Regions from separate parts of the Homo sapiens genome. Here regions 1 and 3 are each linked to region 2. Evidence: chromatin loops called from intact Hi-C (ENCODE). Cell type or tissue: MCF 10A. All regions are shown on one strand. Each heading gives the region's core, and the rest is flanking DNA. Links, peaks and the distances in the headings are about the cores only. Region 1 has its middle 310 kb from the start of LINC01935. Region 2 holds the start of LINC01159 (long intergenic non-protein coding RNA 1159). Region 3 has its middle 180 kb from the start of LINC01935.

The links. Hi-C counts contacts between places; a loop is a spot of excess contacts. Peaks named below come from ENCODE experiments on the same cell type or tissue, not always from the same donor. Only the 100,000 strongest peaks of a DNase experiment are listed, where the experiment ranks them.
Region 1: a loop joins it to region 2, with 6 times the contacts of the local background. A loop is called at or near these places in 3 of 110 quality-filtered maps.
Region 3: a loop joins it to region 2, with 14 times the contacts of the local background. A loop is called at or near these places in 19 of 110 quality-filtered maps.

The regions. Positions count from the first base shown.
Region 1 is chr2:103,284,659-103,295,656 of GRCh38, forward strand. No RefSeq gene overlaps it. Among named protein-coding and RNA genes, the nearest start is that of LINC01935, 310 kb to the left of the region's middle. RefSeq lists an enhancer at 8,242-10,105. In MCF 10A, for the core only: a CTCF peak has its summit at 4,632; no DNase peak of the experiment used is centred there.
Region 2 is chr2:104,868,380-104,879,377 of GRCh38, forward strand. LINC01159 (long intergenic non-protein coding RNA 1159) reads right to left here and starts at 4,216. Exons shown (of 2, transcript NR_110373.1): 1 at 3,867-4,216; 2 at 1-13. It also overlaps a transcript of POU3F3 not described here. RefSeq lists an enhancer at 3,897-4,622 and a silencer at 4,928-5,037. In MCF 10A, for the core only: a CTCF peak has its summit at 5,232 (motif pointing left); DNase peaks (open chromatin) are centred at 4,722 and 5,222.
Region 3 is chr2:103,156,934-103,167,931 of GRCh38, forward strand. No RefSeq gene overlaps it. Among named protein-coding and RNA genes, the nearest start is that of LINC01935, 180 kb to the left of the region's middle. In MCF 10A, for the core only: a CTCF peak has its summit at 4,687 (motif pointing right); DNase peaks (open chromatin) are centred at 4,698 and 5,198.

The DNA.
Region 1 (10,998 bases), core at 1,529-9,528, 1.6 Mb before region 2:
TTGACAACATCCTGAGGCACAGAGTTCCATTTTCTGAAATTACCCAGGGCAGAAATTTACCCATTTAGCACTGTCATTCCTACTTTAAGTGGCCAAAAGGAAAGAAAATTTCTTTTTATCAGAAAACACTGAATTCAGTTATGGAAAATGAGTGAGCTTCATTCTGATAATGTATACGTGGTTACTGTTCAGGATCGCCTCTGGTGCCTGGTGTCAGTCAGCCACAGTGATGAGCATGAGGGCAATGAAACCCAGAGCAGTCAAAGAGATCCCTGCTCTTTTGCATTGGTGGCTATTGTCCAGTAGGGGCCAATCTGAGCTCTTGGATTTAGTTTAGAGAGGAGGCACTACGTGCATAGAGGCCAGAGAATGACACATTCGCTGGGTCAAACTTGCAGCTGGCTCAGGATTTTTAAATGAAATTTCAATTAAAATGTTGGTTTGGTGTTTTCATGCATTCAGGCAGGGAGTAATCACTTCTGTCCAGTTAAGAGAATAAATGGGGCATTTGTTTACCCAAATCAATAACAGCAACAGTAATTTGAAATCTTTGAAAATATTTATGCTGATAATGTAAGAGACTACATAGGTGTGAGTTGAAAAGTAAATATATAAAAATGGATAACATGCATCAGATACCCATGTTGGGAAAAAATTCCGTGTATTTTTTCTTGACATATTCAATATATCTTAAACAAGGGTTTACAATTACCGGTTCAGAAGCTTCCCCTGCCTTCTTTCCACCCAAAAACTTACAGAAAAGCAAAACTTTACTAACACAAATAAGAGCTCTGAACAGCATTTGAATTCCCATCACACCACACCTGGTAAGAATCAATCTACCAGAGCGTCATCAATCATGCTGAGGCTGTCAGTTTTGACATCCTTTAAGTGTACGTTGTGTGCTTAGTGACTACATGACAGAAAATGTAAACAGACACCACAAATACAGGTATTCAGTACATATATGTGTGTGTATGTTTGTATTTGAAATATTTGGTATAAAGAAGTACAAAAAATTACAGCACACAAAACTGTCCATTAAAACACACACATGCACACATGAATGCCTGCCTGCCTCTAAGAACAAGAATGAGAAAACAACAAACAGAACAAACAAAAACAAGCAATTTGTCACACAAAATCACAAAGCTCATTCAAATAATTTACCCAAAGCAAAACGAAGTAGATCAAGTAACTGATATCAGTGTGTGCCCACCGATGAATAGATTATATTCTTATTAGCCATCCCCTTCACCCTTCATGGTGACACATCAAATTGTGACTTACTAATAGGCATTCGGAAATAGCTGGTGAGCCCAGCACAAGCCCTGTATTAATAATTCATCAGGTGCAAAAAACATGATGGTGAAGTACTTGAATATTTGAAAGCCCATGTGCATTTTTGGTTCAAACACCACCACCACCAATGACAATCAACTCAGTTTCTAATTCTATTATTAGTAGATTGCTCATTTTAATTGATTTCAGGAGAAATGTTATTCTTTTGACAGCTTATTTAATATTATTATAGCATACCCCGATTATTGAGTTCAGCAATTTTTCTCATATTTCAGAAAAAGGTATCATTTGATGTTTTGCAAAGTGCCTATTTTGAGGGCTCAGTTACATATTTATACCTGTAAAAGCCTCCGGTTCCCTTTTCCCATCCTGTACATTTCCTCCTCCCAAACAGAGGTACAGATGTAAGAAAATTTGGAATGCTAAATGCAGAACAACAAAAATAAAAAACTCAGGAATTAAAACTCCAAATTGAACCACTCTCTTCCACAAAAGTCACAGAATCTGTTTTGCTGCCAATACATCGTTTTGGACTTTGAAATATAAGGTAAAGTTCAACTATTTTCTTTTATTTTTGTATTAATTTTCTCATCTCTAACTTAGTAGATTCAAGTGTAACAGTTTCTGTAAAACTGAATCATAGCAAGAAATGTAGTATTCAAGTTTCTTGAAATATTCTCAGGATGTCAGATTCATTTAATAGCAAAATTATATCAATTTAAAAAGCAATGGAAATGCAAGAGGAAGATTATATATACACACACACTCACACACACACATTTCTGCATGTGTGAAGAAAAGTTTTCATTTCTATGTAATTTTTTGTTACCAAACCAGAATGGTAGACTCTGCTATTAATTTTGCATTGTCAAATAATTTGTCTCAAGCAAGACTTCTCAAAGTTCTGGAATAACCAACATATCTGGCCATCTGCATGACTTTAAGTCTATGCTCTATCAGATCTCCACATGGACATAATATACAGCAACAAATACTTCTTCCCTGAAAGCCTAGTTTCAAGGGATAATTTATATGTATCCACACAAAAATAATAAAATACTCTCTCAACTCTTTTCATGCTTCAAAAAATTAAGAAAAGAGTAAGCAAAAGTAGTAAAGGAGAAAGTACGTGAAAAGGAATCTATAGCTAGACATCTTTAGAAACGGTATATTACTTTACATTTTAGACATGTTTTATGTTAGCAGATGCTTAATTTCTAGAAGGATTATTAGGTATATGAGAAATCCAGCTTTATAAAGAAATCCTAATGACAACAAAATGTTGCTGTAAAATGATTATCTTGTGTTCCCCCGAAAATATTATTTTATTTTGCTTTTTCAGAAAATATAGACCTGGCATCTGGTTAGGTAACTATTCAAAACTAAACAATTCCACATGGGGTCTATCTTACTGCTAATGCCCACATTAATTCAAAGTCTAGTTTCTTATTTAGGTTGAATCTTTGTCATTACCTCATTACTTAATCTAACAATAGCAATGGGCCACAGGGACCACCCCCCCCCCCCACAAAAAGAGACATCTTTCAATTTTCATTTAAAACAACAGAATATATTACAAGTTAAAATTCACAGGGAAACTTCAGTGTAGAAGGGGGAACAGCATGCATCTGGCCCTGCGAGCTGTTTTTTTTTTTTTTTTTCCTCAAAGGTTATCGGCAATCACTGCTTTCAAAGCCGTTTTCACTGCATTTCAGATGCCAGAATATACTTCATACAGTATTAATAAAGGGTTGCACCAGAATTAATGAAAAGTTTCCATGTTCACATATAATAAAGAAGTACCTAATTAAAGGCATGGTTAAGCCAGAAGTACAGATATTGTCTTTTATATTAATATCTATTATATTTTAGCATTTACTGTGAGCCTCTTCAACTGACTGATGCCTGAAGGGAGAACTAAGAAATCGCTCAGCTGGTGGCTGGCACTGGTCTTGAAGAAAGCTAGTAAGGAACACTTTGCAGCCTTTCAGAGTTTCTCCACCAGCTGTCACCAGCTATGGGTGCTGAAAAGACCCTGTCACTTCATCCAAAGGGATTTACTTGGTCAGAAGGAAAATTTAAATACAAAGCATGCAGCTAAGAAGCCAGAGAAAAGGATTATGAGCGTACAAGCGCACATGTGTATACGACACTAATACATCTTTAGGAAATTTCAGATCCCCAAGGCCAGGATTACTGCCAGGGGCAGGGTGGTGGACCTATGCAGGGACATTTACCACTAGTGTTATTATCTTCCAACTATTCAATGCAACTTTATAGGTCTTTCCCTGAGGCCATTAAAGAAGAAGAAACAGAAAAGAAAAACTGCCATCCCCTCAATGGAGAGCAATAATTCAGGTTTTCTTATTGTTGGGAATCACCTGCATGCAAAATACTCTGTTGCCTTGTGTACTTGGTCTAATTTTCTTGCCCTTGTCCAAATTTACCAATGGGATGCATCTGATTAAGGATGGTAAAAGCAAATCAAAGTATGAGAACTTTTAGGCTCACTACTCTGCACACCAGGAGACTGAGAAGCTCATCCAAAACAAGACAGCAGGTCACTGAAATGGCCACAGCGAGGATGCTTGGGGAGGAGGTGGTGGTGAAAAGCCAGCCCTCTTTGCAGGATAGTCAAGGGCAAGGTTAAAAGTCCCTACGGAGAGTGAGGAAGTGGCAGGAAGAAGCCTACGGAATTGAGGATGCAAAAAAAGAAAAGCTAAAGGTAAAGGTCATTTTATCCAAAGAAGAAGAAAAGAAACACGGTTCAAATGTGGGCACCCAACATTAAAAGTGCGTATTTCCTTGTGCCAAGTGGCAAGGCAGTTGCATCCAATTCATGATAGCAGCAGGTGGCTTGGACAAAGCCTACCCCTCAGAGGAAATTTATACAGCCTCTGGAGCATATTGTTAGCTCCAGGAACGCAGGAAAGGGAGCATTACATAGCCAGCCAGCTGTGTAATTGCCACCAAGGCAGAATCTTGGCACAGGGGAGTGGAGGTTCTCACCCAAGGTGTGTTTTACATACTTTAGCCTCGTTTGGCCTCAAGATGAGGCCAAATAATTGTTAAGGGTATTGGTTTCAGAGGAGAAGACAACCTTGCAGCAGCGACAGAAGTGATAGAATATTGTACACAAGAGAGGAATTCACAGATGGCAAGAAAATTCCCACTCTCAACGATACAGACTGAGAAAAGAGAAGACCTGAGGTAAAGCTGCTTTGTGCAGATTTTAGGAGAAATATGTCAGAAGCTATCATTAGAAGCATTGGTAAAAAGGAGCAAGCTGTCTGGAAGTGCAGTACAAGTTGAAGAGTCTGCCTTTAGATGTCACTACAACCTCACTACTGCATTTCCAAAATTCCCATGAAGAATCAGAATAGTTTGACTCCAGCCCATGTACACTGTACACAGTTCCAGGAGATACTGCATAAGGGTCTTTAAATTTCTTCACAGAGGCTATCATACAGCGGTCCCAGCAAAGCTGATTAGGGAAGCAGCTTGACTCTGCTATAGCCTTTCTGCCACCTCCAAGCTGTTCCCACAGTCACCTTATTCACTGCGGAGGCAGGCCCCCTAGCAAGACTGGAATACAACAAATGCAGATGAGATGAGCCCTCCCCCACTTAAACCGGATGGCAATACTAAGGAACAGCTTAATGTGCACCCACAGTGATTGATACTTCCTCTCTTTCTCTGAGGGGTTGCATTCTAATACACTCGTCTAAAACTAACATTTCTTATGTAGAAATATGGCTTTGCTTTGTTTTTGCTTTTATCCTAGAGGATATCTATCTGAGGATATTTTACCTATCAGATAGATAGGTAGATGATTGATAGGTAGGTAGGTAGATACATAGATAGATAGATAGATAGATAGATAGATAGATAGATAGATAGATAGACAGACATATATCCATACTGCACATTTAAGGAATAATAGCATAACACTTCCAGATTCCTACAAATCCAAAAGGGTCATTTTCTTTTAAACAAATTCACAACAGATTCTTAGGAAAAAAAATAAGCCAGCAGAAATTGAACCGCATCATCTCAGACTTCTTTTGCCTACTTAAAAGAGGTATTTCTGTGGCAATGTGACATTTGTGCTTGAATTATTTTTTCCACAGGAAGGCATTGCAAATGCTCATAATTTAAGAGCCATGTATCCAAGGAAGTCCAACTAACTATTAGACAAAAAACTCACTCTGATAACTGGCATCCAATCTAAAATCTGGGAAAAACTTAGACAAATCAAATATCCAGTGAAAACATTACCAAATGCTGCACGACGCAACTGCCTATACATTTCTAATCAGTATTCATTTCCTGTCCTTAAAATAAACAGAAAACAGATTTCTCCATTTTCCCTAAAATCAATCTTTTGCAGTATCTGTCAGTTGCTTTCACCCAATTAGTATTCTACATTCATTTATTTTCTTTGTAAGTTAATTTTTTTTTAACATACCTTGGCATGGGTGTTTCATTCAATACTTGTAAATGAAATGACAGAAAAACACTGTGTTCCTTTAGGCCCTCAAACTTGTAACTTTGTTAATGAATTGAGATGAATCAAAGATACCTTATTAATTATTGCTTGCCTGGTAGGTTAAGCTTTGGCTTTTCACCTCACTGGCCCAGAGAACAAGATTGCCTTTGGCCATGTCCGAGGGGCTCATTAAGGCATCTCTGGGGAATGAGAAGAAATTGTTAGTGAAAAGCAATGGTCAGTTTCTCTCCCAGAGACCCAGCAGGGAAAGGAAGCCCTCATCAAGGAGAACTAACAAGACTGTGTGTACTACACCTGTAATCAAACTGGCCTGAAAATGCCTGGAGACCACTGTGCTGTCTTTGCGATTTGGGAAGTTATCTGAAAATGCTGAATCCAATCCATAATTGGTATGTGCACGCAATTATAATCCTCCAGATAGCTCAAAAATGTTGCAGTTACAAGCCTCAAGGAGTGGTAAACTTTAACATGCATGGCATAAACTAAGATATTTGATATAATAGAAGAGAAAACTATTCTGGCAGCAGAAAAGTAATTGAATATATGCCTGTTTTTTCTTAATGAGCATAATTATATACAGTTTTTTGACAGCTAGTGGACTACAGTACAGCCAATATTATAGAACATATATTTCAAGTCATTTATATTGTACACATTTCTATATGTCCGTAATTTCTATTCTGCATGAAGTGGAGAGATCTCTCCTAAGTGAGGTGAATCATGGCATTCATTGGAAACAGAGACATGTGTTGCTGCAAGTTTGGAAGGATTAGGGATTGGGAATTCTAGCAATGGAGTCATAATTACCAGCTACTTCATTCACTCACTCATTGTATTAAAAATATTTGTAAAACTTTCAAAATGGCATGTCCCCCAAGATGGTTCTGTAATGAGGCTGCAGAGTCCATGGGTTGATGTGTTGGGTGCACCAACGGAGGTCAGTCAACAACGTTTATTGATTGCTCACTGTGGGCTGAATGCTAGGCTAGGCCAACCTGCTTGTGCAGCACGAAGTGGTATTGGATGTCAATGAAAAGGAAGCCCTGAAATGTCACCAGTCCTTTTTGCTAAGACTGTCACTCTACTGAATATCTTTCTGAACACATCAGATCAAATACATTGGAAAAGAGAGGACATGGCTCCCTATGCATATTCCCATGTATATAAATTTTTCGTAAAGCAAAGTCTCCAAAACTTGTTTCTCAAGGTCAGTGAAGAATAGTACTGTCAATGGTGATAATGCTGAGAAACATGGTGTCTAGCTGCAAGGCAGGCCTAGAAAAGTTTCTGGTTTACTCAGACCAGACTGGGCTTCTTGATTTTCAAACATTCCTTGTCATTATAATGGGAGAAAAATAAAGCATGGTTATAGATTAAAAACATAGGAACAAGATTTTCTCATTATTAAAGTATATTCCTAAATATTTACACATTTGGTTAAATTAAAATTTTATGTATTTATCTTGGAAGTTGAGTTCAAAATGAAAGCAAAATCCTTGAATTTAAATTAGTGAGAGTTCTAAAACAATCCCATTAGCCAATAAATGTCAAGGTTTTTTTTTTTTTCTATAACTTCTCTCCTTAAATACTGCTTATGATTTGAAATTGATACCTAACTTCATTAGCCTAAGGAAAAAGCATGCCAAGCAAAGTTTGAATGGATTCAATAAGTTGTATTAATAAAACATGTAGATCTACAGATTATTTTTAAAAATCTAAGTTTGGAACTTGTGATGTTTCACAAGGTACTCAAACAATCTGGCAAATTAATTGTGTTATTTTTTCTAAAAAATCAAGTATGCAATCTGAGCCTACAGACAAATTGTAATAGTAAGAAGTAAAATCTATTCAAGTTTTCAATTCAAATATGTGGATCTTCTCAAGCCATCAGTCTGACGAGCCTAACAAAATAATAATGAAAAACTTAATATAAGATTTGGAAGTATTGAGATAGGACCTACTACATATAAAATAAAAATGGGAAATACATATGCTTGAGGTAACTTCTGGTCAATACACAATTCTTATGAAATGAAATTCGTACAACTTTTTAGAAATTTGCTTATACCAGTGATCCTCAGGGTTTATTATTTGTTTTTTTATGACCCCTAAAGAGCCTTTGTAGATATTTTATTTCTAATTGTTTCCCTCCCCATGAAATCGTATTAGTTCAGATATATTGTGTATCCGTTGATGTGCTGTAGTCCTTTAGAGAGCCATAAAAGGTTATAATAGCTAAGATTTTTTTTCAGCTCCCCCCACCCCCAAGAATCAATTTCACCCCCTTGGGGGCGATATTGTCCCTGCTGAGAATACATGGCATTCACTAATTCTAATTTCCAGACAGGGGATGGATATGTTTGCTGTAATAATCTCATCCTTTTTTTTCTCTTATCAATATATCGTTGCTAAATGATAAGCAGGGAAACTTCGTAAACTGTCGTTGCAGATCTTAGAAGGGAAAGTGGCATGAAGAAATGAGAGAAATCAATTTGGGGGATCGTGTGGCAGATGTAGGTTCATTCTATAAGTGCGTCCAAGAGCAGAGTCTTAAATCAGCACCTCTAATTTGAGATACGGCACATACATTGTAGCAACAGTGCATGTCTGCAGCGCAAATAAACAAACACCCACCCCCGCCATCCTGGCTGGTCTCTTGACCTGCAAGGCTGCTTTCCAGCCTGTGGGCCCCATTCGGAAGCCAAGCAGGTGAGGAGCAGCGAGAGCGCTTTTGATGTTGCCAGCTCCCTTTGCCACCCAACTTTTTTCCCCTCCAAAACCTCTTAGCAAACTTCAAAGGCCTCCTTGCTTCTTGCCTTAATCCAGTGCACTGAGACCTCCAGTTCAAAGAACTTTCCTTAAACCCTCTTCTTAAACGGCAACCCAAACTTTTTTTCTTTCCTTTCCACAAAGTAGCAATTACAGCTCCGTTGCGTGGCGATTGGGCTCGGCCGATCCGCTCCTGCTATTAATTAATCTCACAAAGGGGGCTCATTTCCTGGCATTCAAATTGACAAGAGACCAGAGAACAGAAAACCCTTTCAAGCAGTTTCAGCTCACCGAGGGGAAGAGGTATCAGAGGAGAGAACCCCACAGTATTTGAGGCGGAGGGCACATTTGATACTCCCTGTACATTCTGCTGATTGAATGATTTTTGTTCACGGAGAGCTCTTTACTAATCTTTTACCTGCAAAGACTTAAACAGAAGGCAATGCAGCAGAAATGTAGCTAAATTTTTGACAGAGGAGATTTACAGGAGCCACTTCCCGATCTCAGCCTACCGAATGCATCTTCTTGAATATCACACTTCACTTTAAACAGAAAGTGTTCACTTTACTCACACAGAAAAGCCCTTGGAAGAGGAGGAGATGAAGAGAGGCAAGAAAGCAGCATAACAGACAAGAGATTAAAGCTTTTTATTCAGTATCTCTTTCGTATTCAAATTGTGCTAAGGGCTCTGTGAAAGTTAGAAGCGAGCTTGTTCAGGAGGGCTTCTAAAGTGTGTACATGGATTTCATGGGAATAGAAAAAAAGCCACAGCCTGGGTAATGAAAGAAAGATAAGATGTCCTACATAAAACAACTCAAGAGTGGTTCAATTACTTCAGCAAACCATCAAGGCAAGCTTTGAAGATTTGAGAAAACACTGTTAAAATTTAACAAAAAACTCATGTTGCAGGTTTTGTACCAATAAATGTTTGTATACTCTGTGAATTGCTTAAGTTATATTCCCCCTGCGTGAATATTGTTTACGTCTTTGGTTTGGGGGTGGATGGGACCAATGCATTTTGACGACACCAGCTATAGAAAAGGAAAGTCCTTTATCAAAGTAAAAAGAAAACAAAAATACTCAGAATTATTTAGAGTCAGAGATTCAAAAAACCAGGTGTCTTTGATTAAATGAAAATATGCTGGTGAATCAGAGGTCCCTCAATGCAGTTTTAGTTAACATTGAGTGGCTGGGTTTTAACACAGATTTCATGCATACAATGAAACGAAGTCTTTACTAGAGAAAAGGGCTTTTTTACCTGCCTTCATCTGTGAGGTTGAAAATACTTGTGTTAAACGAAAGCAAAAAAGCTTCTTCTTGTGTGTGGAACAAGATAAGAAGGAGCCTTAAATGTTGTTTACAGAGGAAGCGAAACAGTTATGGTCTTCAAAATTCTTCAAACCTATGTCACATTTAACAGGGTATTGCCATTCGTTTTGCGATGTGGATGTGTCCTCTAAGACATCTCTTTTTTTGTTAGCATGGGCAGTTGTCTTATTTGATATTCAATCCCACCATGATCTTATCTGTATCGTGATATCGAATCAACTGGGGACTTTTTTAGGGTTTCTTTCTGTTTCTTTTTCTGGTGGCTTCTTTGTGCCTACATTGACTGTTCTTCATAGCTCCAATCAGAAATGCAATAAAACTTCAGCTGATGGAAAATTCTTGGAGAGAATGTTCAAAAAGCATCTTAAATAATTTTAAACAGTGTGTACTTTAGTGTTTCTTAAAGTTTGGTCCAAAATGTATTAAAAAATAAGCTCAAACAGTGATCTCATATGCAGTTCAAAAATTAATATGGAAATTTTCATTTTTTTAATCAAAGGCTCTCTTAAAAGGTAATTAAAATTTTCTCAAATCATCTATCAAATGTTATGTTTTCAATTATGGTAGGGGAGGGATTGTGACTCCAGTCAAATGCAACACATCTTGTGTAACTAAAGTCAATATTATAGAACCAAATTCATTGTGCAAGCCTGTGAAATGTAGAACGAATTTAAGTTTTACGTTTTACACAATTGCAATTAATTTTTTAACATTTTTTCTAAAGTCTGTATGACCCAGAGTCTGTATACATAAGCTACATTTAGTTTTATGTCTTTAACTGGAAAAAAAAATGCCATCCTCAAAAGTAGAGCCACATGACCAACTGTTAACTTACAAAATAAAGATAGCAAATTTAATTTAAAAAAAGGAAAACAGTAGCTTTATGATAAAGATACCCTTGTGTAATTGGAAACCTTGGAAACCAGGAAGTCTCTGTGGCCCTTGACCCCAGCTGAGTCCAGCACAGTATTGAAGAGTCACCGGAGCGGGAACAGGTGGTAGTCTGCAGGTGGCAGGGGGCACACAGGTCCTGCACACTGATCTTGGGGCTTCTTAACTCTGAGTTTAGACCGTTAATTCACTACTGC
Region 2 (10,998 bases), core at 1,767-9,766:
TGAGAACACAACTCTGGGAAAGGGGTAGGCGTGGATGTAAAATATAGTCAGTGACTGTTCCCCTACTTCTTGGTGTCCCCTTTCTTGAACTCAACTCAGGAGAAGCTCAGAAGCATCGCTGCAGACCTCCAACTTCCAGCTGTGGTCACCCACCGGCCAAGCCTCCCAGAGCCCAGGTCTGCCAAAGTTGGTCCAAGCCCTCAGGCCAGACCTCCAGACACCTTCTCTATCCACCCCGCACCCCTGCTGGACTGGGGTGGGCTAGGGCTTCCACTTCCCAAATGGCTGCTGCCTTGGGGCCTGCTCTGAAATTCCAGCTGGCGGGTCTGGTTTGGGCAGAGGAGGGGGAGGCAATGAGTGACACAAGCCCCCACCCCTGGTTACAAACAGTGCAAATGAGATGCATTTAGGCTGATCACGCTACTGTATTTTATGCAACTGAATGTGTCTATGTCTTGTCAACTCTTCTAGTCAGGAAGAATAGCAGAAAAAAATCTTCAAAGATTTTCTATGTGTGTGTGGTTTCCAACTATAATTCCATATAGGACAGTGGGGTGAGGGTGGGGCAGGGAGACTTGCTGACGTGAACAACATTACATAAACCCTCCAAAAATGCAATCTTAAGCCACAAAGAAAGAACTGAAAACAGGTGGGGATGGTGGTGGTATTACCTTAGACACCTAGGGGTTCAAAAACCTCAGTGGAATGAAATGGGCCTGGGGTATTCTCCCTTTGGTGCCTCCCTAGGGACAAGCCCTTTTGGCCTGGGTTATGGCTGCTAGCGAGAGACCTTGATGAAATTAGGTGGATTCCGGCTGGGAAAAGTTTAAAGCTGTAATATTTCTTTTAAAGAAACAAACTCATTTATATTTATTTTGGTACAGGGGACAGGTTCTGAACAATGTGTAGGCCCACCTAGGGGAATGTCAAGGGTGCCCTAGGAGGGGATAGGTTTTGTGACACAAAGGAGGCCCTGAAGGGGCGATGGAGTGTCTGTTCTTCTCTTTATGTCCATTTTCAAACAAGTTGTGAGTAGAGGAAGTCTGCCTCCAAATCTCACCAGACTCTCCCACCAGGTGTCCTGGGAACTGAGTGATGTGGGTCTCCTGTAAGGTAAGTGGAGGGGGTGCCAGGTTCTAGGAGACAAATAGCTTCTGGTATTGTGCCCCAGTCCTACTTGTGCAGTTCCTCATGCACTTTGGGAGAGCTCTGGAACTCCCTGTAGGACAGCTGGACAGGATCACAGAGTCAATAAACCCAGAGCCAGCACCACCACCAGCCCTTCAGGCTTCTTTGCCTCTGACACCAGAAAGGGGAACAACTGATTGTCTTTTCCCTGTTCAGGGACTCTGCCTCTCCACCGCCCCTCGCTCCCCCCCACCTCCCAGCCAGGCTTGGTGGTGGGCAGATCCCAAGCTGAACTTGTTTGCTGGGAGTCCTTGCTGGGAGTTATAAGATGAGCCTTGTGGCAGCCTCTTGCCCCCTCCTTCAAGGGGTGTCCAGGGTCAGCAGGGAATTTGCTTGAGGGGAGCCTCTGGGTCCTCTGAGTTCTCAGGGTGCCTCTTGGTGCCCTGGAACAGAAAAGAAATTGTTGTGGACACCTCAGGCTCTCCTCTTTAGAACTGCCTCTTGGGTCGACTGTCCACTTACAGAAAGTGACTAGCTTCACCTTCAGGACTCAGGGCCATCATACATAAGCTGCCCACAGTCTAGGCCAGGCCAAAGAGGCTTGTCCCTAGGGAGGCACCAAAGGGAGAATACCCCAGGCCCATTTCATTCCACTGAGGTTTTTGATCCCCTAGGTGTCTAAGGTAATACCACGCCATCCTGTTACATGTGCAGGATTCCTTCCCTGCTGTATTTCTTGGCACTGCCTGAGGTGTGAGCTGCCCCACTGCAGGGCAATTAACTCTGACAAATAGAAATGGGGAGGGGGGCTCATGGCTTCACATCAAGAGAAGAGGCCACCCAGTGCTCAAAAAGTATCAAAACTTTTCGCTGCTTAGCAGAGGAGTGTGCTTGTCACTAGCAGCTCAGGTTTCTGCCATGCAGCCTGGGCATTTCCATACCAGCCCGGTAAACACATCAGAACCAGATGCTGCTGCTGCTGCTGTAGGCTTCTACCTAGGAGGAAGGTGAAGGGGAAATATCCCAAGCCAGGGACTTGAAGTTCATTGTTCCAAACACTCCTTGTGTCCTGAAGAGCTAAACTATGGGACAATGAGCAGAGATGACCTACATCAAGATGAACTGCTGGCTCCTCCAAGTGCCCAGCTGCCTAGCCTGCCTGCTTCATGGTGACTAAAGAATCCCTACTAACTGCCCCCTCCTTTCTTCTCATGGACTGCAGCAGAAATTTATTCCCTTCCTCCCTCCAGGCCTCTTCCTCCTATCCCAGAATGAACAGGGACTTCCATTTGGGATAAGAAGGGGTGTCAATCAAGAGGCAAGGAGGGTTGGCAAATCATCTTCAGTAATAAATAAACCCAGCTACACAGTAGCCTTTACACCAATATACCGTTCTCAGTAACCTTTTCTTTTCAGTCACTTAGCTTATGACAAGCTAAAGGCATTTCAACCCATGAGCAAAAAGAAAATTCAAAACATAGGCCCAATTCCTTCTTTCTCTTTGCTGCCTGGGTTCCCCATTCTTCATTTCCTCACCTTCCAAACATCCCAATAGCCATTACCCCATCTGAAGAATTAAAACACTTGTTCCTTAAAATCGTCTAGGGTCTGCCGGATTATCAGAGTAATTGAAGACAGAAAGCACCCCTGCTCCATCCCAATTCTGCATCCAAACCAAGTACCATATATTGTGTAACCACCATCATCAGTTACACTTTGCGTAACTTGGCAGAGCCAGAAAGGAAGACTCCATTATTTACCAGCAGTAGCAATAAACTTTCTGAGAAAAATAAGTTCAACATTGACCATGAATACCTACTGGAGAACTCTTTGAAAACATTACCTGTTTTTTTTTAACCTCCTATTTTGGGGAAGGAGTGCGGTAAAAATATTAGGTAGCAGAATTTTAAAACAGCTTGATTACCTCATTTGGGTTTGGAGTCCTCAACTCCAGTCATTAGTAATAAAGTCATTAATAGTCATAATTGGTATTTAATTGCTTGATCTGATTGGTGCTTTATTCCTGATTCCATTTAGTTTCATGGAGAGGTACAGGTGGTGCAGTCAGTAAACGGAAGCCAGCCATTTGCAGGCAACTTTTCAAGCATAAGGGAAAGTACTTTTGTTATATTTGCAGACATGTGTCTCACACATTTCCCCCCTGCTTTTGGTAAACTATCTAAGAATAAACATTACAGATCTGGGCTTTAATTTCTCCAGATGGGATCATAAAGTACCTAGGAGGTGTGTGTGTATATATATGTGATATAGAATTGAGGTCACATGGCTGCTGTTCACACTGCAAGTCAAAAAGAAACTCAATGCTCAATGCGAACGCAGAAAGAACTCAACAACTGAACCGCCAGTGGAATCCAGTATCTGGGCAAGTTCACTTTATTCCTTCGCAGGAAGAGGGTCAGCGACGGCCAGCGAAAGTTTCCCCCGCTCTTTGAAGAGGGAGGTGACAAGACCTGCCAGACCTTCCCACGCGCGGGCCGCCTGGGTTCTGGGGCTTTCGTGACGTCTTCCCTCATCGCGCTCCCCACCCCCGAACACACACACACAGACACACACACACACACACTCTTCCTTGCTCGGGAAACTTGGCTTCAACCTGGCTCCCCCTTTCAAAACCCCCTGGAGAACTTCCCCTGCAGGGATGCCCTGCGCCCGCCGGCTGCGCCCTCCCTCTCCTCAGCCCTGCTCCTCCTGTCCGCTCCCCGGCGTTCTGGACTCACCCGGCACGGTCCTTCCATTCCACATACAGACAGGAAACCGGCCTCTTCGGGACAACATTTGAAACCACATTTTATCAACATCATCAAAGACCAGAGCACACACTTCGGGCTCTGAGCTCTGGAGCCCGCTTCTTGCAGAAAACCGGGTATGGGGGAAGGGCTGCAGGGGCGAGAAATCCTGCTTCCAACTGCGATTTCAGCTTTCTTATGGAAATGAACGCGACGGCCCGTTCGCCCCGAGCCTCCCTCCCGTTCCCAGCCCCTCTTCAGCTTACCCTTTCCTCCCGCTAACCCCCGCCCTCCCGGTCCCCGAGTTCCCGCGGCGGCCAGGCTGGTGGGGACGCACTCGCTCTGCGCCCGGGTCTCGGCGCGCGCGGAAACCCAGGCCGCGGGCTCCCCTCCGCCCCGCCGGCCCGCGTGCAGCATTAAATATTCATAGGGATGCTACTTTCTTAAAGGAGAACCTACCGCGCGGGAAAGTTCACAGCCAAGGAGAGGCACAAAAGAAGGTCTCCGCGCTGGTTCTCAAGGGCGAGGAGACGCATCCCTTCTTGACAGTGCGCCTCCAGACTGGCATTAAGGAGAGGACTAGGGAATGGGATCACCTATCGTCAAGTCACTTATTTTAGAGGGGTTTGGAGAAGAGGTGAACTTGGTGGTGGAGAGAAAGCGCGCTCCCTAATCACCTGTTAAACAGTTATTTTAAAATTAGCTGTCGCATCTGACGCCCTAGGGTCCCCAAGGGCCTTTTCATAAGGGAGTCTGTTTAACTTCACTGGCTTTGGGAGCGAGAAAGTTTGCCCTTTGTTTCTGGAAACACGCCCACGCAGTACGCTTAGGTAACCTTACACTGAACAATTTCCTTGGAGCGGCTAAAACCGCAACAACCAAACTTGCACCTGCGCCATTCTCTTAAAAACAGGGCAGCGGCTGTGAGCGCTGGGCCGGTAAGTAAGGGCAGAGAAAGGGGCTGTCGTGTGCGTCCCAGCTCTCCGACCCGCACGTCCGGGACCCCTTTCCGCCCGCGCACCGCGGTCACTTGCAGCCGGCGCTGGCTGCTTGAGCCCGCGGCCGGGTCGCCCGGCTTCTCTCCGGGAGAGTGGCCAGGGCCTAGGCGCTCGCTCAAGAGGGAGAGCGAAGGGAAAAGAAGAAAGTTCTCCGCCGGCCGCGCGCAGCTCCTCCCGTGAGCGCGCCCCAGCCCTGGGCCGGCCCGACCCGACCCGCGACGGGGCCACGCGTAGTGCCAGGCAACTCCTGTGCCCTGTGGCCAGCCCCGCGCGCGCACTCGCACTCACACACACTCATACTCACACCCCACGGTTCTTTTTGTTCCGGGCCAGGAGCACTTTCACAAGTGGTTAGAAAGTCTTGGGCGCCATCTAACGGGAGCAGCAAAAAGTTGACGCTGGGTGGAGGTTAGGCCCGACAGGAGCCCAGGATGGGCGGAGGAGATCCTCTCTCCCACTCTCTGCACTCCTGGGTCTTGACCCCCTGCTTCCCAATTACCACCACCAAAAACATACACACACACTCGAGAACTGAGGGGCCTCCGGAAACCTCCTTGCCCAGGGCCTGAGGGCAGCCCTGACTGCCCGCTCGGGGACCCTCCCCTGAGCCCCAGCCTTGCATGCCTTCGGGCGTTCCCTAAGGCGCACAGAAGAGGAAGGATCGTTTTGCGCCTGTCTTAATACGGACCCGGTGTCATGCAAGCTCTCGCTGGTTTTCCTTTGGCCTGTGATGGAAAGTCCGAAGAGGCCCGAGGCAGGCGCACCTGCTTCTGGAAAGGAACAGCCACGCAATTAAGGAGTCTGCAGCCAGAGGGGCTTTTAGAGGAGAGAGAGGGAGTTCAAAGAGGATAATGGCAAGGAAGCAATTGAGGACTTGGTCCAGCAGTGGCCCCAGGAGAGCTGAAACCTGCGGGTCTCCTGGGAGGAAGGGGTAGTGTCCTGAAGAACTGTCCTGGGGATTGGGAGCTGCTGTTTGGAGGACCATGACCAGTGGTGAAGCCCAGGAGAGACCTCTGGAGAGGACAAAGGAAGTTGGACACAGGACAAAGGCACCGGAGGGACTCACCCATCCAGAGGGACTGGAGCTTGAGGAGGCGCAGGCCTCCCCGCCAGGGTTCCCAGCCACCGTGAGAGCCAGTGGTCATGGGAGGTAATCGGGAACATGCACTCCTGTTGGATTAGGAGAACTGGGTGGAGTCTGAGAAGCTAGCAGAATGGGAGTGCCCCTGGCCAGATGTGAAAGCAGGAGAAGGAGGAGAGGTGCCAGTAAGGCCCAAACCTCTTCTCCTCTGACCCCACAGCTGCCATTGGCCCTGGAGTTGAACAGTGTGGGGGACCTATCTTTATGCCTTCAAGCAAAGGGTGAGGCATCCGGAAGTAGCTGGGCAGGTGGCTGATTGCAGGGGAAGATGATAGATCTCACCAGTCCAGGCTCAAAACTGTTAGAGGACTGAGGCCTTCTATCTGTCTTCCTGTGTTTATACGCAGATTAGAATACCTATTCTTTCTCCGTCACAAATGTTATGGAGGTAGAACACGATGTCAGATGTTCAAAACACTTTTTTATAGTAGTAAAATATGTATGACATATAATTTACCATTTTTACCCTTTTATGTGCATAGTTCAGGGCATTAAGTACATTTACATTGTTGTGCAACCATCACCATCATCCATCTCCAGAAGTTTTTTTATCTTACAGATCTGAAACTCGCTACTCATTAAGTAATAATTATAATTCCCATTTTCCCCTGCCCCCAGCCCTTGGCAACCACCATTCTACTTTCTGTCTCTAGGAATCTGACTACTCTAGGGACCCCATATTAGTGGAATCACACAATACTCATCTTTTTGTGACTGGCTTCTTTCACTTAACATCTTCCAGGTTCATCCATGTTGTAGCATGTAGCAGAATTTCCTTCCCTTTTAGGGCTGAATAAGACCCCATTGTGTGTATTTACTACATTTGGTTTACCCATTCATCTGTCCCCGGACACTTGAGTTACTTCCACCTTTTGGCCATTGTGAATGATGCTGCTGTGAATATGGGAGTGCAAATATCTCTTGAAGTTCTTGCTTTCCATTCTTTTCAGCGTGTACCCAGAAGTAGAATTGCTGAATCATAAGGTAATTTTCTTTTTTGTTTTTTGAGGAACTTCCATAGTTTCCCCCAGAAGCAGCACCATTTTTCATTACCATCAGCTATGCACAGGAGTTTTAATTTCTCCACATTCTCACCAACACACCAACACTTGTTATTTTTTGTTTCTTTAGTAACAGCCATCCCAGTTGGTGTGAAGTGATATCTCATTGTGGTTTTGAAACATTTTTTTTTTAAAGAGCAAATGTACAAATACAATGAAATAAGACTTGGCAAATTAGCTACAAGTTTTAGCAGAATGGAAATATCCCAATACTTATTTTAAATCTCTTTTAACTTTTGTTTTGTTGTGTTGTGTTTTTGTTTTGTTTTGTTTTGTTTTTGAGATGGAGTCTCGCTCTGTCGCCCAGGCTGGAGTGCAGTGGTGCAGTCTCGGCTCATTGCAACCTCTGTCTCCTGGGTTCAAGCAATTCTCCTGCCTCAGCCTTCCAAGTAGCAGGGACTACAGGTGTGCACCACCATGCCCAGCTAATTTTTTGTATTTTTAGTAGAGACAGGGTTTCACCATGTTGGCCAGGCTGGTCAGGAACTCCTGACCTCAGGTGATCCGCCCACCTCAGCCTCCCAAAGTGCTGGGATTACAGGCATGAGCCACCATGCCCAGCCTCTTTTAACTTTTGAATCTAGCTTTAGAAACAGGAGGAAGAGAAATGACAAAAATGGAGAGGTACACAGAACGAACACTATTGGATGATTATGTTTAAGCCCCTGGTTCTAATCAGAAGCTGGAAGTTCAAAGGGCTATATTATTAGTGAGTGCTCTTCCTTTCTTTATTTCTAGAAAGTAACCAGAGAGTCACCCTCTCTTAAGTGTAGAAGACAGAAAAAAAATGTTCCTTGTCTTCTTCCTGGATTCCTTGCTGTATTCAAATTGAAATGGAAAGAAATACTAGTGCCTTAGACATTGGCCATGTGGGTGATTGGTGGAAATCTTTGAAGTCCTTTTTCCTAGAAAAGGGCTGAGTAATAGCCACTGTGCAAGCAGGAAGGCTGTCATTCCATGCCTGGAATTCCCTGGTTTTGGAGCTCTCTCAGGGACAAAGTGCCCCTCTATCTCCTCACATGGCTGTATTTGCCATTACCCCACGCCAGGCTTACTTAGGATTTATGTGTAGTGTATCTACAAAATGTTCTATGATCCTTTTTTCCCCTTTTTTATATTAGTCATTCCTTTTTATAGCCTGGGGAGACAGGTTTGTGTTTTTATTTCCCACATTTTAAGTGAAAGTATCCAGAGTGGGCACAAAATAATAAATGTAAACGACTGTGGAGACGGGGTCGTGGCTGCGGCTCCCAGCTTGAGCTTTGACTTGGCGCATCGAACCACACTGTTTCTTTCATCTGACAGGATGGTTGGCACAGGCCAGAGATGAGAGAAACCAGAGCAGCAAGCCTTGGCAGAGACCTCGACCTCCCTTCTGCCACCAGGCCAGCTTTGCCACTTGCTGAACCGCTAGAGCTCTGTGCTGCTTTCGCTCTTCAGGGTTCAGGGGGCTTGAAGGAAGGGGATTGGGAACACCCAGCACCTCAGTCTGGCCCTCCCCTGTAATTGCTCCATCTGCCCCCAAGGGAGAAGGGTGAACTGCACATCAGGAGTACCATAACTTAAGACAAAAGGAAAAATCATGACTGTGGTATACACACACACACACACACAGAGTCATTGCCTCTTCCCTTGTTAAAGCTACTTCCACAAGAAAGAGAACCACACAAAAGGGTTATGTTTGGGGGCGCTGGGACCCGGAGACCCTCTCAGCTTTCTGAAAGGGCTTTGTAGTGCTTGGATCCAAGCCATTTGTTTCTAGAGAGAATCACGGTGGGTAGGAGCTTGCTTTTTCCATTTGCAATGGCTTATTAAGTATAAGCATCTCTCTTTCTCTCTTCTCTCTGTTTACTGAGCGATTAGCTCTCCCTCCAACTGACCCTGCCAGGGGAGATAGCCAAAGTGTATCCTTAACACACAGCTACCCTGCAAAATGCCCTTTCCATCAACCCAGAGACCACAGGCAGGACTCTGCAGTTCATTTTGGTGTCCTGTTTTTATATCAGTGGAGGATCTCCACTGATGGTGGAGTGTGCGCTAATGCCACCCATATTTACACAGCTCCATTCTAGTCACAGTGCAGAGAGAGTGGGACCTGGCTGAGACAGAGCCAAGAGAGTGATGTGTGCAGTGTGTGTGGCCTGGCTGGGAGGCCACAGTCTCTGGGCTCAATTGCCATCACTGATTCTTTTATTTTCTTTTTTTCTTTTTTTTTTTTTTTTTGAGACGGAGTCTCACTCTGTCGCCAGGCTGGAGTGCAGTGGCACAATCTTGTCTCACTGCAACCTCCGACTCCCGATTCCAGGGATTCTCCTGCCTCAGCCTCCTGAGTAGCTGGGATTACAGGCACACACCACCACGCCCAGCTAATTTTTGTATTTTTAGTAGAGACGGGGTTTCACCATGTTGGCCAGGATGATCTCAATCTCCTGACCTCATGATCCGTCCTCCTCGGCCTCCCAAAGTGTTGGGATTACAGGCGTGAGCCACCACGCCCAGCCACTGATTCTTTTCTAAGCTGTACAATGACCCTTCTTCCCACAGAATACTGTCCTTCCTGTCCTCATGGGAAGAAGGACAGGTTCCTTCACCCTCCTGGATGCTGGCAGTTAAGTAATCTGGGAACTTGTAAGCAGGACAGACTAACCAGAAACTGGCTGATTAGTAGCTGGTTGCCTGGCTGAATTGGCTGGTTTCTAGTAGGTCAGCTTGGTGGAAGGACAGATCAGCTGTGCTAGCAGACCGAGCCTTAATCAGCCAGATTCTAAAGGTCAGAGTGGAAACAAAAATCATGCAATTTACCCAAATTTTAGAGACTGAATTCAATTGTAGGATTTGGTCTGGAAATAAGAATGAATTATTTTCAATGGAGTGGATCCTTTTTTCCTCCCTGCCAGTTTCTCTACTATGCTATAGAGAAAGCCTAAGATATATCATTGATATTGTTATAGAAATATTGTCTACCTGCACGTACTACAGTATAGGCTGTAATGAAATAATTAAATCGAACTACTTTCAACCTTCTGCATATTCTCAATGGAAGCTTGGTGCTTTTATTCCACATTATGCTTTTGTGAAAAGGCTGCACTCTTACTATTCTAGTTAGAATTACTGTGTGACTGTTATATTTATTGTATGAATTTAGTGTTATTTAACACTTGGTAGACTACAAGGCTGGGGCAAATCCTGCATACAGAAGTTGGCATCTTGCCTGAGGGTTGGGATTATTTAATCTGCCAGTCACCCCATCCTTACCACCTCCTGGTGAAGAATAAACTTCTCCGGTGGAATTACTGAGGGGGGTGTTTCTGGGTGGGTGGCAAAGGTAGATTGGAGCTCTGTGCTCTGTTTGGTCCTGAGAGTCACTGCACTATGTCCAGATTTGTGTGTGTTTCACACAATACACAGCACAGCACACAACCCAGCACACAAATGCAACACACACACAGCACACAACACACTCACAACATGCACAAGCACACAAATGCAACACACAAATACAACACATAGCACACTCACACAACACGGCACACACAACACACAACATACACAACACAAAACATATACAGCACACACAACATATACATACAAACCACATACAACACACAGCACACCCAGCACACACTATACACACACACCACACAGAGCACACAACACACTCAAAATCTTCAGTACACACGTAATCTTCAGTACACACACAATACACATGGCACACAACACATGCATACAACGTATGCAGTACACACACCACACACATACAGATGGAGAGAGAGAGAGAGAGAAGAAACCGAGAGAGGAGCCTATGTCTTAAGCCGCGATTGGGCTCTGACCACAGTTCCTTCTCGGGGTGTCCGGGAGACCAGCCCTGGCAGGGGTACGTGAGCTGGTGCTGGGTAAAACAGCTGCACAGTCTTCCGGTCATC
Region 3 (10,998 bases), core at 656-8,655, 1.7 Mb before region 2:
CTTTGTGATTCAATTTGGGACTGGTAATGGTATTTCCCAAAGCTTAATAATATCCATCATCATTTAGGTACTGGGATTTCAAGATGATCACTAGAAAACTACTTATGAAGTACTCTTGGCATCTTGCATTTCTCTGAGGGAGCTGGAGAAAGTGGCCAAAGCTGTAAGCTAAGTGTTTGCTCATACAGTTTGCCTTAGATAGGGATCACAAAATTTGGACTTCTCTCCCATTCTACCGATCCAGTACTTCCAAACATATTACAGCTTTAAATTCTGTAGGGGACTGAAGGACTACTTAGAGAATGAAGAGAAAAAAGTGACTATCCAGTTTAATTTTTCTAAACCACTCCACGGAGCTCTAGTAGCTTCATGTATAGCAAATGGAAAATTCACTCTGTTTAGAGCCTATCCTCACAAGAAAGACATTTGACATCAGAAAACCCTAGGCTACCCACCTCCCGCCCTGCCATGCTCAGGAGCAAATCTCTGACTTTATGAAGTGGACAGTTTTTTGTATACTTTTGATAGGTTTGTGTGTGTGTGTGTGTGTGTGTGTGTGTGTGTGTGCAGTGTGTTGCCTGCTCCCTGGAATGCCTTAGCACTGGAAATAGATTCAGTCTCTTCCCTTTGATTTCCACAAATTCCTTAATTTTTTCTTGTGTTATATTTTGTGGAGCTTCCGGTTTGGGTTTCTTGCTGTGATGTGGGAACCCTGTTGCACTTCTGGAGTTATTTTTGTATTTTGAAAGTTGTCAGTAAGTTACTGAATTCTTTTGGTTTCCATTTTATATTCCTTCATTGAGGTACTAAATTTCCTTACACACAAAAAAGGAGCAACATAACAAACAAATAAAAGCAAAGCACCGAAGCGGGTGGATCACTTGAGGTCAGGAGTTCGAGACCAGCCTGGCCAACATGGAAAACCCTGTCTCTATTAAAAATACAAAAATTAGCCAGGCATGATGCCGAGTGCCTATAATCTCAGCTATTTGGGAAGCTGAGGCAGGAGAGTTGCTTGAACCCGGGGGGCGGATGTTACAGTGAGCCAAGATCATGCCACTGCACTCCAGCCTGGGCAACAGAGCAAGACTCCATCTCAAAAAAAAAAATGAAGCAAATGATAGGGGAAAATACCTATCAAGTGTGTGGTGGGTCCTTCCATCCACATAGGGCTTTCTCCTTGGTGTAGGGTTTTGTTGGAATCCCTCTCCCCCAGTTTTGGACTTCCATAGCTGGCAGCTCCTTTCTAGACTAGAACTTTCCACTGCTGGAACAGGGAAGCCACCTAGCTCCTGCTGAAGGCCAGCTTTTGGGTGATGTGACAGGCTGAGCCTTGCTGTTTGGGTCTTATGTTCATTACAAAATAAGTTTCACCAAGCTATTGCTTAGGAGTCAGAGAATGAAGTTTCAGTTACTATTCACAGAGAAGAATATAATCTATATTAATGAAGTGGAGCATTTGGCCAGGTGTGCTATAATCCCAGCACTTTGGGAGGCCGAGGTGGGCGGATCATGAGGTCAGGAGATCGAGATCATCCTTGCTAACACGTTGAAACCCCGTCTCTCCAAAAAAATACAAAAAAATTAGCCGGGCGTGGTAGCAGGCACCTATAGTCCCAGCTAGTCGGGAGGCTGAGGCAGGAGGAAGACATGAACCCGGGAGGTGGAGCTTGCAGTGAGCTGAAATTGTGTCACTGCACTCCAGCCTGGGCAGCAGAGCAAGACTCCGTCTAAAAAAAAAAGAACTGGAGCATTTCACCATAGGTTCACAATACTTGACACAGAAAGTAGAAGGTATAGAATTTTAAAAACTCATGCCAGTCAGGGAGCGGATTTTCTTTTTTGTATAGGGGAATAATCTCTTCTTTGTTCTATAAATGAAGAAGATTGGATTCCCTGCCTTAGGGGAAGGTAGAAGCTTTTTGGCTCACTGAAGCCTGAACTTTTTGTAAGAGCCCTTGATATATGGGGGTTCTGCAGAGAAGGGATCCATCCCCCTGGTAAGTGTAGTTCAAAGTGGGAAATTTATGTTCCCTGAAATGTTTAGAGAAAGTTCAGTGCTGATAACATGAACCCAAGACCTCCTCAGTGGGGGCCCTGAGCTTGGAAGCCCTTTTGCTCTTGACTCATGATAGCCTTGGGCTTGGGGGAGCTGAGCATCCAGTGGGTACCAACAGAATTCTGCCCTTGGATCCCAGCATAAGCCATTGCCACAGAACCGGCGGGGATGTGGGCCATGGCAGGCATCTACCCCACAATGCACAAGTACCCACCAGGCTCTACTAGGTCCCTGCCTAACAGTGACACCTTGTGACAGCAGAAGAGGCAGTGTAACTATTATCTCAGGGGCCAGAATAGTCAGCTATTAATAAACCGGAAATACTTTTTACCATGGACCTAATCTGGAGTTTAAAAACTTATTAGCAATGCCCCACATATGTTCCTTGCTAATAACAGTGTTGGCAGATGGGTTGATTTGATAGCAGGGAAACTTTCACATCCTCTCCCCTTAGATCAGTAGGTGTGGGGAGAGAGGCAGGTGGTCGTAAGACACCAAAAGCAACCCCACACATCCAAGCTCATAAATTACCCGTGGAGTGACGTTTACAACTCTTACTTAACGATTTTAAAATACAACTGGGTTAACTTAGGGAGTCATTGAATGTTAGTTAGGCTGATGAACTGAAAAGGCAGTGTGCATGTGTATGTGCCTGGGTGTGTGTATGTGTGTACGTGTGTATGTTCTACTGTAAGCCCTAGTGGAAACTCTGCTATGGTCCCACTTCACTAGATCATCCTGGCTCATTCAGTGGAGGGCATCAAATTCACAGGCTTAACTAGGAGAGACTGACTTTTGTGCCTTGTCTGTGCTTCAGAGCATCCACTGGACTCCAAGAAGCCTATGGTCAGCTGTAGCCCCCATACACACAAAAGAATTTTTCTTGCCCACTCTACCTAAAACCAATCTCTTTCAGTGTGACAGAGTCTTGAGAATCTGTCTGATTCTTTGGTGCTTCATTCTGAACTGGTCCTTTTGTGGAAGGTTGAAATGTCCTCAGTTGGAATGCTTCCTGTTCAGGTCACTATCACTGATGTCTGAGCCTGGGAAAAGTCAAAGGATGCTCAAGGAGTGAGGTTGTGTTGATTATTTCAAAGTAATTTTATAAAAATCAGGCCAAAAGATGGTAAACTACAGTTCTCTTTTACTTAAAGAACATCATATTGAGAATTCGTTAACAGTCAAACCAAGCAAAGTTTCTCCTACCTACGGTCAGTGCAGTATTTTGAGAAACAAGTGGAGAGTTATAAGAAAAAGTCACTGTGCTATTGATCTGTGCTAATGGCAACGCAGATGATGACAGCAGATGAATTTAAACGTCTGAGCTAAAGAATTGTGTACCTTTTGCCCTAAACATGGAGAAAATTTAAAATGCTCTAAGAATCCCCTTGTTCTAACCTTTCTTTCTCCACTTTTTAACATATGGAGCTTTCCTGCAATTTAAGCAACCACATTCCAGAACACTAGGTTTAGAGAAAAGATAGGCTAGAGTAGAAGCAAACTGACAATTTATACTTTTTTTCTGCCTTCTATATAAGTTAGTGCCTGTTAATTAACCGGTGTGAAAAATTCAACATTACAGGGTAGGGTTATTAAACATTTTTAGGACCAATACAGTGGCAACAGCCTCAATCAGTGTAATGTACCCTCCTACAAGTAGTGCTTAATTACAGGGATTAGCAAGCAATGACTCTTTTAGTTAGCTTTAATTTTTCCAGACATATTCCAGCCAAAAAGCCTGGCTCCTCCATTTCACTGGTGTGTATGATACCAATGCGGAATCCAGTGGCGAGAAAGCGACTAGAAGACAATCTATATAATTGGCTGAAATGACATCTCTGAGGAGCAGATGCTCTGTAATCTTGCAAATCAAATTAAAAGCAAAACAAACTATTTCCTTTTAGCTGTGACCGAATTCAAATGTCCTTTTGGTATTAAAGGAGCAAAACAGTCTTAATTGTTTATTGATTATTCAAATCATATAAGCCTTAGATATATTAGTGTGGTTTAACTGGTTGTTTTTTAGCACAGGGGTCAGGGCTTAATGGGAAAGCCGGGTGCCAAGAGCTAAGAATCTCTGCTGCGTGAGAATGAGTCTTGATGTGCCTTCTCTGTTTGGGACGACCTGGGATGTGGAGCGCAGAGGTGGCCCCTTCATTAACCTGCGGGTTGCAGGAGCATTATAAGTAGTTTTTCTAGCTGACTGAAAATGAGCCTTGAGACCTCTATACGGAAACTTCTGTTTGGTCTTCCTTGCTGTGGAGACACCTGCCAAAAGTGAGCTGGCAAAGGATAAGAAGCAGAGCGGGGTGGGGGGATCCTCAAAGATGATCCGTTGCTACCCAAATGAGTTTTTGGTCAAAGTCTTTGAGCACAGTGCAAGAATGAAAAATAGAGTGGGAGGAATATTTTTCAGCTATTTTGCAATCTAATAATGTCAGCTTTCAGGATTGAGGAGAAGGAAAATATGGAGGGCAATGGAAAGGATTTAAGAATATTCTGAGATTAAAATGTTATCTTTAAATATTGTACTTCAACTGCACAGCGACCAAGGACTTTCATGCTGCCTGCCAAGGGTGACTAAATCTCAGTTTCCTTGTAGTAGAAAGTAATTAGCTGTTCCCTGCCACCACTAGGTGGAGATGTAGGTTTACACAGAGCTGACTCCCTGGCTAAAAATGGCCTGTGATGGCTGAAAAATCCTTAAGGAAAATTTTAAATGTTCAAGATTGATCAATTACGAACCATGTTGGTCACAAATTCACACTAATCTTTAAGGGTCCATCCCCTTAGATTTTAAAAAATCCTACATCACACAACAGCAGCAAAAATCCTTCAGTGTGCAGTTGTAAAGTTGTCCTTGTGAATTAGAATTATTATTTTTTAAGCCATAAGCTCTGATGTTTAAGACTCTGAGAGAATAATCACGCCATGTTATAAATTGTCTGCTGCCAATACACACATATTTTCCTTTATTCTCACACCAGCTGCTAGCTCATGCTATCAGTGGTCAGGAACAAACAAACAAAAACCACCCCTAAAAAAAACAGCACAGAGCTTCCTTTCCAACTTCACCCATGGAAGTGTGCCAGGAACTGGCAGGAGTTGGGAATTGTGTGTTCGAGTTTAAGGGGTTGTTTCTAAATGTAGTACTTTTTGAGAATCTCATTACCTCACATCTTGATGTGTGAAGTATGATTCACAGCGCAGTTTGCTAAAGGCTAGTTAGCTCTTGTCTCAGCGGTCTTAGGTGTCTAATATCGTATTAATCAAACCTTAGTGAAATGAAGCATTTCAGTTTGTTTTGGCTAAGCCTCTTCTCTCTACTGAGTTGACCCCTTTTCTTTTATGTAAACTTTTCTATACCCATTGGTGGATGGCATGGGCTATCAGATGGCTTCCAGAATAGACAATGGATACCAACCGTTTTCTAGAAAGGCAGAGAGTCATTTATTATTCCTCCTTTCACACTTTGTCTCCCAGATGAAAATGCTTCTGAAGTTCATTTAATCATTCAGTCACATTTTCTCTCCCCCCCCATTCTCTTGGTCTCTTTCATAGAAAGAATACCTCATAGATTTCATCTAAGTTGCCCATGTAACCCTACTCTTCAGAGGGGCTATTCCACCTGCCAGGATCCCATTTAAAGACCCAATTTTCTCATGAAGAAAAGGGACTCTCCATTTATGTCTGGGAAAGTTCAAACAGCAATATAGTCATTGCTTCATTGCAATTACGCAAGTCAAAATCTCTTCCAAAATGAGTATCAAACTTGAAAAATGGTGAATTTTGATAATAAAGCCATCATGGCCAAAATACATTAAAATTCTTATTAAATATTTTCTCCTTAAAATTTCAAAATGCTAAAATTTTTATTACTGTGCAGATTAATCTATGAAGAAAGGCAGAAGTCATTTTTAGTGCCCCATATTTACCAGTTTAAAAAAAGAAGGAACAAACAATTAAACATTTAAAAACCAAAATTTATATCTAAAATATTGCTTTCCATTTTGCCATTAATTTGTGTCTATAATAAGGTAGTATTAAGGTAACCTTCAATTTGTTTCTTTTATGTACACACCCACAATTAGGACCATACAAAATCAGATAATTTGTTCACAACGAGCACTATGTAAAGGGAAGCCCCATTTTTTAATTTCAATGATAGACTTTTTAAAAAATCATATTTTATGTCAGTAGATGTCACATTTATTAGATATTTTCTGATTCTAGGGGAAGGGGACTAGGTGTGGAGCACATCCTTCCTTGAATAGACATTAAATGCAGGCACGTTATGAGCAGAGCATTGCACGAAGGTTGAGGAGGATGCAGGGCTGACCAGCCCTGTTCTAGACCTACAGGAGTCTCATAGGCTAATCACAGGGTTCATGCATTTTAGGAACACCAACATCAGCATGCTACAAATATTATCTGTAAAATGGCTATTCTCTCTTTAGCAAAAGGAGCCTTAGAGTGTCTGGTAGAAATGTGAAATCTTTTATCCACAGGAAAAAATAAAACTTACCTTTATTAATAAGATACAACTTGTGTGTGTGCTTAATATGTGCTAGAGACTATACTGATTTAATCCTACAAAAGCCCAATGAGATGGGTACAATTATTGTTCTCATTTTGCAGAAGAAATTGAGTAACATAGAGGTGATGGAAGGTGCCAAAGAAGACACAGCTAATGAGTAGCGAGGCTACAATTCATACCTAGGTAATCGGACGGCAACATCAAGGATCTTACACGTTTTGCTGTCAAATACGAGTTCGTATTTGCTTTCAGTATCTTGTAACTTTTTTAATGAAGTTTTTCTTAAATAACTTGAACATATTAGTTATCCACAGAAATACCTTATAGAAGTACCACTTTTTTCAGAAGAGAAGCATGTATTTTTTTTCCTCAGCTCAAGTCCTCTTGCATATAATGCTATATTTAAAATTTAAAAATGACATTTTTAACAAGTCACTAGTTCTTTCAAAATAACTATAAAATATATTTTTAAAATTTTATTGTGCTGGTACACTGAATTCTAAAACCGTACACTTATATGAGGAGCGATAGTTGGAAAAACTGTAGTTATTTATTAGTCAACATTATTCCTTGCCATAGGTAGAAATGAATTAAGATAATAAAATATTTTAAGAATAAAACTCCATATTGATAAGTGAAAAGAACTGTTTCAAGCAATACTCAAAAATATCTGTCACACACACATTCAACACACGCATGAGATTGCTTCTGTGCAAAGTCATATGATCAACATGAACTTTCTTTGCTCAAGGGAGACGGACACTTTTGAATCATGAATATTGATAAGAACTAGTCCAGTTTAAAAGTGAAAGTCAAATTTCAGGCAAACTAAAACTTAGGAAAGTCCATATCTAGAAAAAGCCAAATCAGAACTTCATGCATGCCAGGAAGAAACGAAATTTCACTCTTTCCTCAAACTCCTCACTCTCCTCAGTGAGAGCCTGTCCCCTTTCATCCTGCATAAGTCTAAATACCACCTAATCAGTTACAGATTGGGAGGGAAAAAGGAGTGCTTGCCTAATCAGCTTTCTCCTGAAATATTAAATATTAAGAAAGGTCTCAGGGGAATCAGTCCTTGATATGATAACTCACTGATGTGTGTGTTCCATGTGCCGACACAAGCATACCTTCTAAGAAGCCAGTAATCATGAAACTTAAGGGTCATGCAAAGAAACCTCACGTTAAAACAAAAAAAGGATTGGATTGGTAGATGGAGTAGGGAGGAAAATTAGTTTCAAGAACCCTTCTTAACTAACCAATTATTTTGGCTTATCTTGTTATCTGTAATAACTCCAGCTGGACCCCAAATGAAACGTTCAAAGAAAGGCAAGCAAGCACTGCAGAAGAGATGGACTCAAATGGACTAAAAAGGCAGAGCTTGTTTTTGGCTGTAGCGCCCTTTTGCCATGACAAAGCTGGGAAAGGAGACACGCAGTCTGTCGCATTTATTTCTGATCAATCTACATAAGAATTGTCAGGCTGGCACGTTGGATTACTGCTGACTTGTGAGTTGAGATCCATTTGCTTCAGGTTTTCACTTTTCATTCTTAGAAGCCCTGGTCATCTCCACAGAACTGTATTTTGTGGATGTTTTCATTGTTGGGAATGTTGATCAAATTAGGTGGAAAAAAGAAAAAAAAAAAAAGGAACATGACCACCTTGAGATTCTCCTACATTGACAGAGCACACGTTTGATCAAAATGCAATGTCATTCGTCTTTCGTGGCTTTTTGTCGATCATGTTTGCTGGAAGGATAAGTGAACTCCATGAAAAGACATTTATCTAAATTATCCTGATAAAGTGCCATCACTCTGGGTAAAAAGAAAAATGAGCGAGAAGGCCAGACTCTACGCACATGCCTTCCACTTGAATTAACCGAGGAAAAACATAAAGACACATCATGCAACTAGTATTTTACATACATATGTGTGTGCGTGTAAACTAGGATCCTCTGTGCTAAAAGTTATCTTTGTGCTTATTCAACTCTTAAAAACACTATCAAAATCCTTATAATATACCGACCTTGATATAAACCAAGAATCATCACCGGCTCACTGATAGAAAGCCAGTAACCAAATTGTAAACAAATATAGGTAATGTCTGAGAGTCTATGTTGACAAGTAGATAAGAAGATAAATGTAGAGTTTTTCTTAATTAGCCTTTCTTAATTAAAAACAGGAGCAGTATTGTGATCAAAATGAACTCTGGTGGGAGCCTGGTCACTTGGTCTTCTGGGTATCACTTGAGGAAAATTAGATTTTTTTTTTCCCTTCTAGGATAAATTGTGCACTAAAGAAGGAATAAATGGTGTCTGTGAGCAGTGTCCCCTTGGTTTTTATCTGCGTGAGATGGATGTGCCTCTTGTCGTTTTCAGAATGGCGTGGGGGCAGACTTAGCCATCATTAGCACCCCAGGATGGATCCAATTCACTAATTACTTATGCTGTCCTGGTTCACTGAGATTTAAGTACCAAGTCAATCCCATTATCTGCAGTCTCCCAAGCTTGCCAGAGCCATCCGTCTTTCATGGAAAAGAAGCACAAGGGTTATCAATTGGGCCCTGCAAGACTTGGGATTTTCCTACTTTGGGAGAAGGCAAGATTAGTCCTGACTCAAGTCCAGGCCCCTCTAAGCCGCCACTTTGGATGCGATAAAAGAAAATGGTGACAATTATCCATAACTATGTGAAACACCAGGAGGGGAAAGGCAGGGAGCAAGGGGAAGGGAGGGGCGAAAGGGAAAAAATAATAATAAGGAGAGGTAAAAACGCACAGAAAAGAAAGAATTCCTGCTCCGCTGCAACACCAGGCCTGTGGTTCCAGGCAGTTTTTCACATCACCTCTGAGCTACAAATGACAATTCATCTGTTACAAACACATGATAATATAGTCAGAAATCAGGAATTAAAATATTCTGAAGGCCTGAGGCCCCCTCAAAGAAGAGGGATGGCAGGGGAGGGGGCCGCAGGAGGGAGAAGCCGACCCGGGAGCCTCCTGGGAGGGCCTCCTCACATTCGCCATGTTCAGTGTCCCTGGGCTGTGAGGCCGGGCCTCTGCTGTGTGGGATGGGTGATTGGCACCTGCTCTGCGGAGGGGAAGGGCCTGGCAGCTCCTGGCAGCATTGTCACGTTCATTTGCACACTTTAGGAAGCAGCAGTGTGGCTACTAATACAAAAAAGAATCTTCTAAGCAGCATGACATCTCTTGGAATGGAATATTTGTCTTTACAAATGATTGCTCTGCTGCCAGCACTTGACACGGTGCTCGCAAACATGTGTAATTGTTGGAAGTGTAATGATGATTATTTGCATATTTAATGTTCAAACAGTACTGAAGAAGCAACCTAGACTAAACCTTTTAGGGGAAGATTTGAATATGTTGGGCATCAGCCTGAGGAGTCCCAGGAAGGAGGAGGCAGCCAATGGAGAGCAAGTGCGGGAATAATTGGCTTAAAGTTCCACTGCACCACCCTGCCTTGGTGCCTTTATTCGTGTACACAATAGCTCTCCCTGGGCCCATATGGGGTAGAAGTTCACCAGCATCAGAAAGGTGCTTTCTCTTGGCTTTAGTTTAAACATTAGCTGCAAGACATCCTATTCCAGCCTGGTTTTACATTAACCAACTGTGAACCCAAGAACAGTATCCAGGAAATAGGGATGTGGGTAGACGTAGGAGGGAAGATAGGCATGGAATTCATTCCACTTTTTACCCACAGGCAAGTGGAAATTGTCCACTCATCTCTGGATCCCCCCAAAAAAAAACATTCTTAAGGAAATTATCTAGCTGAACTATTAAAATGGCATTATATTGAAATTTGTAAAAAGAACATTTGATTTTCCTAGAAAGTAAATGACTTCTAAGATTCCTTTCCAGTTTTTACTTGGTTGGAACCTTGTTCGATTAAATGTGCTTTTTCTCACAATATTCTTTAGAAATAGAAAGTACTGGGTAATTTGAATGAAATTAGAAAGATCTCTATTCCCAATTCCCCACCTTCCTCAAATGTAGACCCCAATTCACCCCTATGGTGCCCAGGTGTGAAGTTTAATGCTTTATCTTTCTGCTTCCAGGCTGTGACCACTGAAGTTTGCAAGTTCACCTTGGATTCATGGGGGCCTTTCCCCAAAGTAGCATCCCTTGTAGGAAACATTGCGGGAAATCCAGAACTCAGAAAGTGCCTATGCAAATGACATCCCGTTGCACCTAATTTCTTACTAGTGACAGAGCCACTGGCCCTGGGCACCTGGCGGCCTGCCTGCCTTTCCAGCCTGTGCTAACCAGACTCTCACAGCAGGCTGAGCTGTGCTTACCCACACATGCGAACGCATCTTGAACAACTTGAAGCACGGAGATGGGGCGGCATGTTCCAAATCAGCAGGAAAGGAAATTTCAGATGGTGGCAAT